Linked DNA regions of Homo sapiens: region 2 is linked to region 1. The links are chromatin loops, found by intact Hi-C in ENCODE. Cell type or tissue: PC-9. All regions are shown on one strand.

What was found. A loop is a pair of places that touch in the nucleus more often than their neighbours do. Peaks named below come from ENCODE experiments on the same cell type or tissue, not always from the same donor. Only the 100,000 strongest peaks of a DNase experiment are listed, where the experiment ranks them.
Region 2: a loop joins it to region 1, with 6 times the contacts of the local background. A loop is called at or near these places in 6 of 110 quality-filtered maps.

Annotation. Positions count from the first base shown.
Region 1 is chr1:115,763,420-115,765,919 of GRCh38, reverse strand. All of the region lies in intron 1 of CASQ2 (calsequestrin 2), which reads left to right. Among named protein-coding and RNA genes, the nearest start is that of CASQ2, 4.0 kb to the left of the region's middle. In PC-9, CTCF peaks have their summits at 966 and 1,166 (motif pointing right); a DNase peak (open chromatin) is centred at 1,129.
Region 2 is chr1:115,641,359-115,643,858 of GRCh38, reverse strand. VANGL1 (VANGL planar cell polarity protein 1) reads right to left here and starts at 1,889. Exons shown (of 8, transcript NM_138959.3): 1 at 1,773-1,889. RefSeq lists an enhancer at 1,274-2,032 and a silencer at 1,168-2,157. In PC-9, CTCF peaks have their summits at 857 and 1,057; DNase peaks (open chromatin) are centred at 1,048 and 1,908; H3K4me3 peaks cover 2,496 bases; H3K27ac peaks cover 1,751 bases.

The sequences.
Region 1 (2,500 bases):
GTCCTCTTAATCCTCTAGACCCCACACTTGCACTAAGAAAAATAGTCTGTCAGCTTCCAGGGCTGTGGCTGTTAGGGGGTAGGGGGAAAAGAGGAGGCAGTTCCCAGTGTCCATCCAACAGGCAGTGTGGTCTCAGCCACGGACAAATAGCTGGAGGGGAGGCAGCTCCCTTCCCCCTCGCAGCTTAAGGCGGCTTCTGACACTTTTTATCATAACCGACTATGACCCAGTATATACAGACACACACAGACACACACACACACCAGAAACAAAAATTTCATATGAACTATACTTATTATTATTACTTGGGGAATTAAATTTTTTTTTCTATTTTTATCCTGTTCTCTTCTATTTCATTTTAAAAATTGATCTCAACCTATTAAGTTGATTTCCCTCTCCAGTGAGGAGTTGCCATCCCCAGGCTGAAACACCTGAGGAATTTCTAGGAATTAGAAACTCATAGCTCCTCACACTAGGGCCACCCCATTCATTCTAAGAAACTCCAAGGGCACTGTGGCCAGTCATGTATATTTTGTCTGCATCTCTAAGGGATGTCAATGAAAAAAGCCAGAAACAGCTCCATCCACAGAGTGAGGAGGTCACTGCCTGATGAGGGGCACTTGAAATACCATTCAATTAGTCATGCATCTGCCACCTAATTTTTGTTGGGGCCCTGGGATAGATGCTGTGGATACGGGGAAAATGAGACCCTCAAGTGGCTCACAGCTGAACATGGAAGAAAACATGCAAACTAAGAGCTACAGTGCAGGGAGGTTGCTGTAACAACACAGCAACTTAGAAGTTTATCAGGGAGAGTAGAGGAAAGAGGAAGGGCCAGAGTTGGTTTGTGAAATGAGTAGGAATTTACTGGCAAAACAGCAAATATTCTGATGGCTCTCAAGTATTTTTCCACCTGCTAGCTTTTTCCTAAAATTTGGCCAAGAGGGCCTCATTTCTTTAGGGTAAGATTTTTGTCCCTACTTAGTCAAGGTCCTCTGGGAGAGGTAGATCTTTGAGATGTTGCCAATTACTTACATCCCCTGAGTCTGAATTCTGTCGTGAGAACAGGGCTTGACAAGGGGAAGAGGAGAAGGTGGAGAAGATAAGGTCTATACAGCTTAGCAAGAAAAAGGCAAGTAATATGACACCAGGAGGCAGCAAACTCAAACTTTGCTTTCCAATCTGGCCAGAGTCCAGCTCTGGAGGGCCCAAGGGTCATTGTATAATCCATAGTTCTATGCAGATGTTCTACACATGATTGTTGAATGAATGAATGAAATGTTAGAGCTCAAAAGAACTGTGGGAGTCATCTAGGTTGCTCTGAACCCCTCATTTCATAGCTGTAACCCTGACTTAAACAGCTGGCAGTTCTGATTCCTTGGGTATTCTTCATCAACAAAGCAGCATATATGATTTAGAAATTTCAGAGTATGTGGAAAAGAACTAAAAGGCAATAAAAGTAATCACACCAAAATAAACATGGATAATGTTCTGGTAGATTTCTTTCCAGTATTTTTTTCTATACATAAATATACATTTTTCAATTGGGAATTATACCATTTATACAGTTTTGTTTCCAGCTTTTTTTCACATCCATATATTGTATTTCTATATTATTAAACAGTAATGTTAATACCAGCATAGTATTCCACTGTATCATCATACATATTTTTAAAATAATTACCCTATATTTGGATCTTGACACAATTTTTAGAGTTTTAAAAATCTTCGCTTTTCATTGTTGTTTTAATGAACATTTCTTTGATTTCTGGCTAAAGTTTTCTATAAAATTCTTTTGCCATTTATGTATTTTTTCTTTCATAAATTATTTTTCTATGCCTTTTCTCATTTTTCTATTGGGGTGTCAACACAAATTATAAAGGGAGTTGCAATTTTGCATGCTGTCTCTTACAGCTTCCACCAAGATAGTAAATTTAGTCACACCACAGTGGCCAACTTCCATTAGCATTACAGGACTCAGAGACAGAGGACATGGGCAGGTAATTCAGTTTCTCCTTGCTGCTTTGTTTCCTGCTTCCTCTTTTTCCTTGAAACTGCTGTGCAAGCCACTGCTCCTATCATGTCCTATAAATATTGCCAGAGAAAGTCCTTCATTTCTCAACCTGAGTTGAGAAATGTCACCATTTCCCTCAGGTTGAAGTGCTTGAGAGATGGCATGCTCTAACACGGGCTTCCAGATCAGATAGACCTGGTTTCCTTGTTTGCAAGATGGAGATGACAGTGCTGTTGTGAGGATTGAATGAGGCTGCCCAGCAAGAGCATAGCTCTGGCACACAGAAGATACTTAACAAATGCTAGCTTCTTTTAGCCCACACTCACTATTTCATCAGGATTCTAAACACAATACAGCTAACCCCATCAGTTGATAAACTGAGGAAATCAGGCCTTGGGAGCTGGGTACTGGAAATGCAGCCATCTTGCTTATTCACAGCCAGTTTGATTTGCTCCTCCTCTTATTGCTTATTCACTCCTCCTCTCT
Region 2 (2,500 bases), 120 kb after region 1:
GTATATAAGTGTGTTAAGGGGATGATGAAGGGGAGGATGCCTTCTTCATTCAACACATTTATCCTTCAAACAAAGGGTGACATGGAATTGTTGCTTGGTAAAGAAACTTTAAATTTCCTTTATGGTTTTGTCCTGTTGCTTAATACATAAGACAATAAAAATGTACTGCTTGGCAAGCAGTCCTTACAAATATATCACTCTCAAAATTCTTCTCCCATTTTACTTACAAATTAAGTTGCAAGCAAGCCTCACTGCCAACATTGTTAATAGTGAAATTCCACACTGAGTGTTTTCACTAATTATACTGAGAGACATCAACGTTTGGGAATGTTTAATGCTCATGGATAGGTGAAGCGTGTTATTTCTTTGAACTGGAAAAAGAAACAGTTTCCTCCCACAAATCAAAGCCCCAACTATATCACATTGATTTAATTCAACCCTAAAAACTCTATAATTAGTGGTTACAGAAAATGGCTAATTACCTCTCCCTGTATTCAGACAATTTCTGCCATCTCACTTGCAGAGCCTGGGAGCTGTGTACTCAACCCACCCACTGACGGGAGAATGCTAATTAGCATTGTTGACTGGTGATACAAGTTATAATATTTTTCAGCAGCCCCGTAAAATTTATAAACATGTCAGTGAAAATGCCAGATTCTTTTACAGTTTGTTAGCTTTTGGACTAAGTGTCTAAGAATACATTCATTTCTAACCAAAGCCAGGTCAAGAGTTTTAACAAAATGCATGGGCCATCTACACAATCATCATCATAAGGCGCTCTAACACTTCCTAAGGAGAATCTAAGAGAGCTCACAACACCTTCGCAGCGTGGGCATTAGACCTGGTTTGGAGAAGTGAAAACTGAGCAACAGATTCCTCAGCTCCAAGTCTCATCTGCTCATCACACAGCAGCCAGGCCGCGGCTCCGCCCCACTGCTGCCGCCACCACGGACGCGTTTAAATTTTTATAAAGCTTCACACTTCTCTAGGCGCGATGCTTGGGGCAGTTCAAAGACTGCAGAAGGAAATGAGGTCCTGCCGGTGGCGAAGGCTGCCCCGGCGCGGTGAGATTTCCTCCAGCAGGGACACCTTGGGCAGAGACCCGCCAGGCGCCTCTGCTCCACCCCGGCGTTTTTGAAAGTAAACTCCTACCTGCCTGTTGCGCTCTCCGAGGCGCAACCGGACTCGCCCCCCAGGCCTCCAGGGCCGGCTCAATTTTTTGTGAGCGAGGTGTGCACACAGACCAGCTCTGTCCCGGTTCCTGGCGAAGGGCCAGGCGGCGCCCGGGTCGAGCCCCGCCAGGGGTGGGAACCCCGGTGCGCGCCCGGCTCCCGCCCTGCACGGCTGCTGCAGCCGCCCGGTGCCTCCAACGCTCGGCCACTCCCTGCCGGCCTGCCCGCCGCCCCGGCACGCGCACCGAAGGGGCGCACTCCAAAGGCCAGCCCGGGGAGAAAGGGACGTCCGAGGTGTGAGCAGGGAACCCCGGGACCCCAAGGAGTGGGGTGCGGCGGAGATCGCACGGCAGGGCCAGGAGGGGCGCAACGCATGGGGAGAAGAGTGGAGTCAGAGGAAGCACTACCCGGAGCGCTCCGGAGGAGGGGAGGGAGCCCCCGGCCCGAGGCGGGAGCCGGCCACCCGGGGTCGAAGTCCGGCGGGGCGAATGCGGGAGGAGGGCGCAGGGGCACGCGGGGTCCGAGGTGGGGGCGTCTCCCAGCCAACGGTCTGCCCCGGGGACCGCCGCCGCGCAGCGCTCGGCCTCTCGCGGGACTCACCTCCGCGCCGGCCGCCCGAGCTCCGCGGCCCGCGGTCTCGGCTCACAGCGGCCCCGGCTCTGCGGCCTGCGCTGGGCTCCTGGAGAGGCAGAGCCCCGCCGCCGCCGCCGCTGCACTGCTGCTTTCCGCTTCCTGTCCCGGCGCCGCCCCGCAGCCCGAGCCCAGCCCTGCGAGCCCGGCGCGGCCGCGAGCCAAGAACAGCTAGCGCTGCCGGCCCCGCCGCGGGGCCGGCCCACCTGCAGCGGAGGGCGGGGCTCGGCCGGCGTCCCCCTCACCTCGTCACCGCCCCGACCCCACACACCCGGGACACACACGAAGGCGTGCGCGGTCACACTCTTACACACGGACCAGGGAATGACACCTCCCACACTCATTCACCCTCATACACACACTCACCCTACACAGACGTGCACAGCCCAGTAACCCACTCTCTTCTGGGCAGACACACACACTATAAACACATGGCCCAGGGATTGATCTCCGACACCGCCCCCTCCCTCCCCCACATACTTGGAATCTCAAGCTCACACACACACACACACACACACAATCATGCACAAAATCCGAGCCCATTTGCCCTCACGAGTGCCCCCATCCACATATTCACACGGCTCAGGGACTAACCCCCCAACCCCACTCAACACACACTCATATACACACTTTCCAAGAACTGACCGACAAATATCCATATACACCATATCTCAACCCATATACACACACTTAAACTC